3 separate regions of the Homo sapiens genome follow, and all the other regions are linked to region 3. Evidence: chromatin contacts called from ENCODE Hi-C or POLR2A ChIA-PET data. All regions are on one chromosome and are shown on one strand. Each heading gives the region's core, a stretch centred on a gene start or an enhancer-like site at or near the end of the contact. The rest is flanking DNA. Distances are from core to core; before and after follow the strand shown.

Region 1 (2,700 bases), core at 2-2,501, 90 kb after region 3:
TGCTGAAATGGCAGAGCCTCAGTGTTGGAAAGGATAATGGCGGTCACCTTGTCCAACCTTCCTCTCAATCAGAAGTCTCCGGTCCAGCGTGCCCAGCATGTGGTCAGCCTGGCTCTTCCTGAACCCTCTCGGGCTGCAGGGCTTACTGCCTCATGAAGCAGCCCTCTCTATCTGCTGACAGCTACAGCTATTAAAAAGCTGTTCTTTATAGTCTGTGGAACTCTGCCTTTCTGTATCGTTCACATCCATTCATCCTCGTTTAGCCCTCTGGAGCCAATCAATGTTTATTGAAGACCTACTACGTACCACTCTTCTGGATTCTGAAGTTACAGCCGTGAACAAAACAAAGCCCCTAGTGGGCAAGTCTACTGTTTCTTTGACATGACACAGAATTTTTCACGTCTCCTCAGACCCTTTGGAACCCTATTTTTGTTCAGTCGTCAGTTTGTGAGATCTCCCAGGGCTAAGAATAATCACTCCTACCACACACTAGGAAGCATTCCTTAAAAGAGGAAGAGAATGGCTAGACACAGTAGATCACGTCTGTAATCTCAGTGTTTTGGGGGGGCCAAGGCAAGAATCACTTGAGGCCAGGAGTTTAAGACCAGCCCAGACAACATAAAGAGACCCTGCCTCCAAAAAAAAAAAAAAAAAAAAAAAAGAGGAAGAGCCACCTGTAAAAGGACTGGAAGACACCAGATTTTTTCATGCCACTCTGCTTCATCTTTAACATCATAACACTCATTCACAGTCCATATGTTCTTGTTTACTTGCTATTGTCCTCTGCCCCCTCCCACCACCACTGACTGACCCCCTGCAGCTGTGAGAGCAAAGCCTCATTACAGTGACCCCTACCAGGTCCCCAGGGACCAGAGCAGTGCGGGGCACAGAGTGGAAGACTCAATAAACATTTGCTGAATTGAGAACTAAACGGATGAATGCACAGGACTCAGCTCACACATGAGGAGAACGGATGGAGTCACCACACGGACCTCTATTCCTCCAGCAGGAAGAAATAGCTGGCCTTCCTCCCTCATCAGCCAGGCAGATGGGTGGCAGGCCTGAGACGAGCTCCCCAGGAAGGTCGTGGGCACAGAGCCAGACCCTAACTTAGCTAGAGCCATTGAGCCGCTGGCAGGCTGGTCCTGCCCCGAGTCTAGCTGACACTGGGCCTGGGGGTGTTTCCTGGTGAGGAAATAGTTATGAGTCGCAGGAAGTCCATCAGCCAGGCACCCTGGGCTCAGCCCAGTGCCCTGAGGGCCAAAATCTGCAATGGGCAGTAAGGAATCTGGGGAGGAAAGGAGACAGGTCCCCACTCTAAAGACCATGTTCCTAGGACACTCAGGACAACAAGCCAACTGCTACCTGGAAACCCCAAAGTGAGGCTGCAAGAGCCTGGGTGCAGTGTGTACGAGCAACTGGAGACCTGTGAGCTTAATCAGAGGATGCTTGCTGGAGGAGGGAGCTACAATCAGGGTTTGGAAGGAGAGATGGGACTTGATAGCTAATAATAATTAAAATAATGGTCATTTATTGAACACGTATATAAGCCAGGCATGCTGCTAACCATTTTATAGACATTGATTCACTTAATGCTCACGACCCCTGAGAAGTAGGTGTGATTGACCCCTTCCTTTTTTTTTTTTTTTTTTTTTTTGCCAGAGTCTTGCTTTGTCGCCAGGCTGGAGTGCAGTGGCGCAATCTCAGCTTACTGCAACCTCTGCCTCGCAGGTTCAAGTGATTCTCCTGCGTCAGCCTCCCGAGCAGCTGGGACTACAGGCATGTGCCACCACGCCCAGCTAATTTTTGTATTTTTAGTAGAGACAGGATTTCACCATATTGGCCAGGCTGATCTTGAAGTCCTGACCTTGTGATCCACCAGCCTCAGCCTCCCAAAGTGCTGGGATTATGGGCGTGAGCCACGGCGCCCGGCCGATTGACCCCTTTCAACAAGCCCAGAGGGATGAAGCAACTAGGCCAAGGTCCAGTGCTAGTCGTGGCAGCAGTGGGACTAGAACCCAGGTGTCCAGGACTCCAAATCTGGACTCGCTGCTGCATGACACCCATGGGCCCACAGCAGCCTCTGGGATTTCTTTAACATAGGAGAACCAAAGGAGACACGGGAGGCCCTGAAGGGCCCAGCTGAGACTGTCCCATCTCAGGCTCCATCGAAGTCCAAGACTCCGGGTGGTTCACTCCAGACCTGCCCGCCAAGGCTCCTCTGGCTGATTAAAGCCCACAGCCCAGCTATCGGCCGTCCTCACTCCTGTCTAACGGCCCTCATTCATCTGCTCTCCCAGTCTTTCTTCTCCAGACAGCTTGCTGTCCACCCCAAACTGCCCTCTCTATCCCCTACTTCAGGCCAGAAAAGATGAAAACCATAAGCATCAGGAGGCCTCAGGTATAATCCAGCCCAAGCCCTTCACTGTAGACTGGAGGACATCAGACCCAGTGAGCTGACCGAGACTGCACCAAGCATCGCGGTCCATGGATGTTTATCTCCTCCATCAAGCGCCTCTCTTTCCCGGGTTGTGACTGCTTTGAGAGAACTTACACCATCCTCCTCCGTGAACCTTGCCGCTCTCCTTGAAGGTCCTGCCAAAACCTGGAAAGGTCTAGAAGCCCTCTCGAATTGCTCTCATTCTCCATGTCCTTTCCGCATTTGTAAATACAGGTTACATAGTGGACTGCTTTCTGTTA
Region 2 (2,958 bases), core at 264-2,763, 76 kb before region 3:
CCATCAGAGTGGCAAAAGTTAAGAGTTAGTAACACCAAATATTGGCAAGGATGCAGAAAAGATGGAAGGCAAAACTGGTGTAACCATTATGAAAAACTGTTCTCCAGTATCTATTAAATGTAAGCAATATTTCTAACCTATCACCAAGCAATTTTATTTCTATGTTTATTCACAAAAGACATGAGTGTTTATGTTCACAAAAAGACGTGTACAAAAGTATTTAAAGCAACATTATTAAAAATAGCTAAAATCTGGAAACAATTCAAATGACTACCCCAAGTACAATGGATAAATTGTGGTACATTTTACACAATGGAATACTACACCACAATGAAAAAGAGTGAACTACTGCTACATGCCACAACATGGATAAATCTCACAGAAATAATGTTGAATGAAAGAAAGCAAGCTGGGGCAACATGGTGAAACCCCATCTCTACAAAAAATACAAAAATTAGCCAGGTATGGTGGCACCCACCTGTAATCCCAGCTACTCGGGAGGTTGAGGCTAAAGTGAGCCAAGATCACACCACTGCACAGAGCGAGACCCTGTCTCAAAAAAAAAGAAAAGAAAAAAGAAATTACGAAGGCAAACAAAAAATAGTACTGGCCAAGATTCCAGTAATGTGAAGTTCAAAAATAGAACTAATAGATTATTAGTTCTCTTTTAAAGAGCGTTGAATGGGAAAAGGAGCCATGAAGGAGAGTTCTGGGTGCTGAAAATGTTCTTTATCAGGGTAGTAGGTTATGCTTGGGTTTCTTACAGGAAGCCGACTCTAAAACAGGAAAGGAGAGAAAGCCAAAGTAAACTATATTAACGTGGGGAGCTTTATAAATGACTTTACTTTGGGGCATGTTATCAGATACTAAGGCTAATATATTGGAAAGAATAAAACAAGAAAGGAGAGAAAGTCAATAGAGTGGTACTATCAAGCTGGTCGCCACTATGGAAAACTGGATCTGACCTCGCCGGAATCCTCTGATGAGCAATGAAGATCTTGCCTCAGAATTGTCCACCTGAGGGGTATGAAAGGAACACAAAGCCCTGACTCCCATCCCCTAATAGTCACGGATTGCCCATTGGGTCTTAATTCCCCCACACTTTCAGTTTTGAGCATTCATAAATGCTAAGTAGCTTCTCACAGGTGTCCCAACCACATTGTGAATAAAGACTTAGTGCAAAAAAGCAGCGGATATGCAGTGAGCTGAGCTGAGGTTCTGTAACCAAGAGCCTCACCAAGGGCTGGAGGAAAACAAATGGGCTGAGGTGTAAGGCACGGTACAAGAGATGTCTGCTACTGCTATGTTTTAAGGTCAAATGAAGAATATATAGACACAACATAAAAAATCAAATTTTTTTCCATAGGAAAACTTCAATATTCCACAGCCTGTTCAATAACTGTTTAACTTTCAGTGCCACCTAGTGGTGACATTCACAAGCATCATGTTACAGCTCTTTAACGGTTTCAAGGGAAAATCCTCATAATATTGTATGTGGTTCAACGTCACTCCATTATGAGTTGAAAATCCCGTGCCTGATGTAGAACACTCACCTGCAGTAACAGCTGTTCATCTGTTGGGACCCTTATCTTAACTCACCACTTTCAGAAGAGCAGACAAACTCAATTTGGTACTTGTAAGTAAACTATATTGATGTGGGGAGCTTTGTAGATAAGACCTCACTGTATATGGAGAATTTTAGCTGCCTCTGGGCTACTTCCCCCGTATTTTATCTCAAAGTTACCGTCATTGTTAAATGAGATCTCCATATTGCATCTGTAATCTAAAAATCCTAATTTCTCTAGCCTCCTGGAGTCAGTGTTTACTTAAATCTCCAAATTAAAGTATACCAAATGAATTCCATTAAGCCAAGTTAATTATTATAAAACCAAAGTTAAATAATGTTTTTCTCATTTTATCTTTGTTGTATTAAAAGTATATTCATTAGCATCAAGTCTTTTTCATATGAAAAAAATATTCATGGTGAAAAAAAACTAATTGGTGAATCAAATATGAATTTCACCTATACAAAGGGTTTGCATTTGTGAGTTTTCTTTTGTACCCATTATTTCTTAAAAATTCAATTTTTCTAGATTTCCAAATTGATTTCAATGTTTCTATATGACATTTTATCCATTATAATCCATTATAAATCATAGTTTGTGTTGGTTTTGCTGCTATTCATATTTATTTAAAGTTTTAGATAGAGCAAAGGTAGCTTGTTAACACATTAATGCATTTCTAATCAAATTTCCATGATTGTCCTTTGTCCTGAATTGGATTACCATATTGCTAATTTGGTTCTCTTACCAACTTTGCAAATTGTATACTATTTATGCAGGCTAGGGACTGAGTAAAAAGCATAGAATGGAATTAAATGTTCTTTGTTGTATAGACAATGATTATGTCACCTACAAATAAATGTAGTAGACTTATTATTTTCCAGTTTATGACTTTAACTTCTTGCCTTTGCCTAATTAATTCTTAACTAATGAGACTGGGACATCCAGTACAGTGCTGAATAGATATGCAGAGCACAGACATTCTTGCCTTGTTCCCAACATAAGAAAAGTGTACAATATCACCATTAAGTGTTATGTTAGCTATAACTTTTTGTTGTTGCTTTTTGTCAAATTGAGGAAATTCCTTTTTATTTCTAATTTACTAGTAGCTTTTTGTCATAAACAGATGTTGAATGTTTCGAAACTTCTGTTTATCCATTCAAATAAACACATGATTATTTTTCTATAATTCTCTACATTCTCCTATATTTTGAATATAGGAATTATATAGGAACAAAATATAGGAGAATATAGGAATAAAGTATCGGCAAATTATTGAGATTAATTACACTTTAATTTTCAAATATTAAGACAATCTTTCTTTTCTGTGATAAACCCCACATAATCATGATTTAATAATCTTTTATATATTGCTAGATTTTATTAAACTATTTAA
Region 3 (2,825 bases), core at 255-2,754:
ACAGATATTGGAATTATCTGACAAAGATATGAATACTCTTGGCACAAAAAATAGAAAATCTTATTGAATAGAAGCTAAATGGAAATTTTAGAACTGAAAAATATAACCACCAAAGTAAAAAAAATCCATTGGATGAGTTCAATGGCAGAACAAAGGGGACAGAAGAAAGAATCCATGAACTTGAAAACAGAACTGTAGAAATGACCCAAGCTCGGTGCGGTGGCTCACACCTGTAATCCCAGCACTTTGGGAGGCCGAGGTGGGTGGATCACTTGAGGTCAGGAGTTCAAGACCAGCCTGGCCAACATGATGAAACCCTGTCTCTACTAAAAATACAAAAATTAACTGGGCGTGGTGGCGGATGCTTGTAATCCCAGCTACTTGGCAGGCTGAGGCAGGAGAATCCCTTGAATCCGGGAGGTGGAGGTTGCAGTGAGCCAAGATTGCGCCATCGCACTCCAGCCTGGGGGAGAAGAACGAGACTTCATAAAAAAAAAAAAATAAATAAAAAAAGAAATGACCCAAGCTGAATAACTTTAAATTGTGTAAATACACAGACTTCCTTATCTTCTTAAGTTTTCTAAATTGTTTGATGGCTGAAGCAAAAAGTATAACATGGCCTGAATGTGGATCTCAATGTATATAGATGAAATATTTAATACAATTATATCATAAGTGGAAAAAACAAGGGACTTACAAGAAGGTAAGGTTTCTACTTTTGTATTGAAGTGATAGAATATGGACATCAGCTGATCTTTTTTTTTTTTTTGAAACGGAGTCTCACTCTGTTGCCCAGTAGTGCAGTGGCGCCATCTTGGCTCACTGCAACCTCCACCTCCCTGGTTCAAGCAATTCCCCTGCCTCAGCCTTCCGAGTAGCTGGGATTACAGGCGCCTGCCACCACGTCCGGCTAATTTTTTTGTATTTTTAGTAGAGATGGGGTTTCACCATGTTGGCCAGACGGGTCTCAAACTCCTGACCTCAGGTGATCCACCCACCTCCGCCTGCCAAAGTGCTGGGATTACAGGCATGAGCCACTGGGCCCGGCCAGATCTTTGTGGTGATAAAATAGTTCTGTTATCTTGATTGCAGCGGTGGCTGCAAGAATCTACAGGTATGATAAAACGGCATAGACTACACATTGTACCAATGTCAATTCACTGGTTTTGATTGTGTACTATAGGGCAATATTAAGTGAAGAGTACACAGGACCCTTTTTAAGTATCTTTGCAACTTCCTGTATGTCTAAAATTATTTTAAATCCAAAAGGTTTTTAAAAAGAGGACAAAAAAAAAGAATAAAAGAGAACTGAAGGGGCATCATCACAGGCAACTGGGGAACCCCCTTTTCAATCTGGAGGCCATACGTGAGGGGAGATGGTGCTCAGAGAGCACAGGTTTCCAGCCTGGAACCTTTGGCTCAGGCCCTAGTCTCACCCTCCAGTGACATCACAAAGCCTCAGAAGCCCCACCGACCATGCAGAAGTTTTGCTAACGGAACTATCATCTGTGTTTGTATTGGAAGCAGTTGTTTGGCCTTGCTGAGCAAACGTCTATGCCTTCTCCATTACATCCAAAGGAGAATAGCCCCATGTGAAGAATGGAATCAGTAGATGTTTGGTCGCTGTACCATATCCACTCCTAGGATACAACAAGAGCAAGCCCAATTCTCTTGGTGGTGTGGGCAGTCGGCTTGCACCACGTACCTATCTCAGCTCTTTTTGGAAGCTTATGTCCTCCCCACAACTTCCAGCTTTCTTATGGGACAAGGGTACACTCACCACTGCCATATCTAATCCTGCTTGCCTGGTAAATGTTCTCTTCTTCTTTACACCCCTGATGACTCTGGTCACTCTACTCATCCTGGTCTGGAAAGTAACCAAAGACAAAAGCAACAAGAACAGAGAGACACACCCAAGAAAGGAGGCAACATGGCTGCCATAAAGATCTGGATCTCTTGGTGGGGACTCCACTGAGGTGAAGACCTGATTGTACAAGAGAGGCACGGCCACTGGAGCTGTCTCAGAGCCCAGAGCCAGGGGAGCCAGAGCTGCTTTAGCCACCCTGTTCCTCCATTGCCAGATGTCCCCCCAGGCCTCATTTCCTTCCTCTGCCACCATCCCTCTTATAATGCACTCCTCCTGCGGTTCTTTGGCTTGTCCCAGCTTCTGAGTTTGAATGTCTTTTTTTTTTTTTTTTTTTTTGTGGATCTTCAAGACTGAAATAGTAAATGGCTCTTGATTTCTGCACTAACAGAGGAAAGAAACAAGTACATGGAAAAGTAAAAATTGATTACAAAGCCTAAATTTTCCTCTATAAATTGGGCATGTGCTGACTGTGGGATATTGAAATTATTGGGAGCTCACAGCATCTCAAGTTATATAATGAAGCTATTCTGGAAGCTCATTTCCAGAAGATCCTTAAAATGAAATGGCTCACTCTCTGCTGAATTGTAGGTACACTCTTTCCTCCTCTTCACTTAATGCTGGGAGTAAAATGTATTTTTTTTATTAAGAAATGATTTGAAGTACCATACATTTTTCTCTCCTCTCTCACCCTCCAACTTAGTGGGTTGACAAAATTTTAAAATATCATATCCTAAAATGATAATTTTTCTTTTTCTTTTTTTGTCCTTTCAGAATTTGGAGCAAGTTAACTCCTTTTTCAAATGAAATCCAAATTAAAGAGGCAGTTTTTTTGAAAAACCAAACTCTTATTCAATTCGGTTTGGGTAACCCTAGGGAGAATTTTACTACTTGCCTGAAATGAATGAATATTTTTCTAGGAGAAGAACCTCTTTGCCCAGTCTATTGTTAACCCTTCCTT

The links. Hi-C counts contacts between places; a loop is a spot of excess contacts on that map. ChIA-PET counts read pairs that join two places held with the same protein, here RNA polymerase II (POLR2A). Pooled maps may share reads with other maps.
Region 1: a loop to region 3 is called in a map of Caco-2, with 8 times the contacts of the local background. The contact joins the enhancer-like site here to the promoter of SMIM42 in region 3. A Hi-C loop is called at or near these places in 8 of 168 maps with a recorded cell type or tissue (Caco-2, IMR-90, MCF 10A and 5 more) and 15 of 50 pooled maps. POLR2A ChIA-PET finds 5 or more read pairs at or near these places in 3 of 52 experiments (B cell, IMR-90 and common myeloid progenitor, CD34-positive).
Region 2: a pooled map shows a loop between it and region 3 (3-fold over the local background). The contact joins the enhancer-like site here to the promoter of SMIM42 in region 3. A Hi-C loop is called at or near these places in 1 of 37 single-sample maps with no recorded cell type and 3 of 50 pooled maps. POLR2A ChIA-PET finds 5 or more read pairs at or near these places in 2 of 52 experiments (BJ and endothelial cell of umbilical vein).

The regions. Positions count from the first base shown.
Region 1 is chr1:158,036,447-158,039,146 of GRCh38, reverse strand. All of the region lies in intron 1 of KIRREL1 (kirre like nephrin family adhesion molecule 1), which reads right to left. Among named protein-coding and RNA genes, the nearest start is that of KIRREL1-IT1, 12 kb to the right of the region's middle. Within about 2 kb of position 1,251, at least 11 of the 41 ENCODE cell types and tissues checked have a DNase peak (open chromatin) inside an H3K27ac peak, as active enhancers do; they include IMR-90, ascending aorta and mammary epithelial cell, where a contact is called at or near this core.
Region 2 is chr1:158,202,471-158,205,428 of GRCh38, reverse strand. No RefSeq gene overlaps it. Among named protein-coding and RNA genes, the nearest start is that of CD1D, 23 kb to the right of the region's middle. Within about 2 kb of position 1,513, at least 2 of the 41 ENCODE cell types and tissues checked have a DNase peak (open chromatin) inside an H3K27ac peak, as active enhancers do.
Region 3 is chr1:158,126,980-158,129,804 of GRCh38, reverse strand. SMIM42 (small integral membrane protein 42) reads left to right here and starts at 1,504. Exons shown (of 1, transcript NM_001395415.1): 1 at 1,504-2,518. The coding sequence starts at 1,731. The coding sequence ends at 1,943.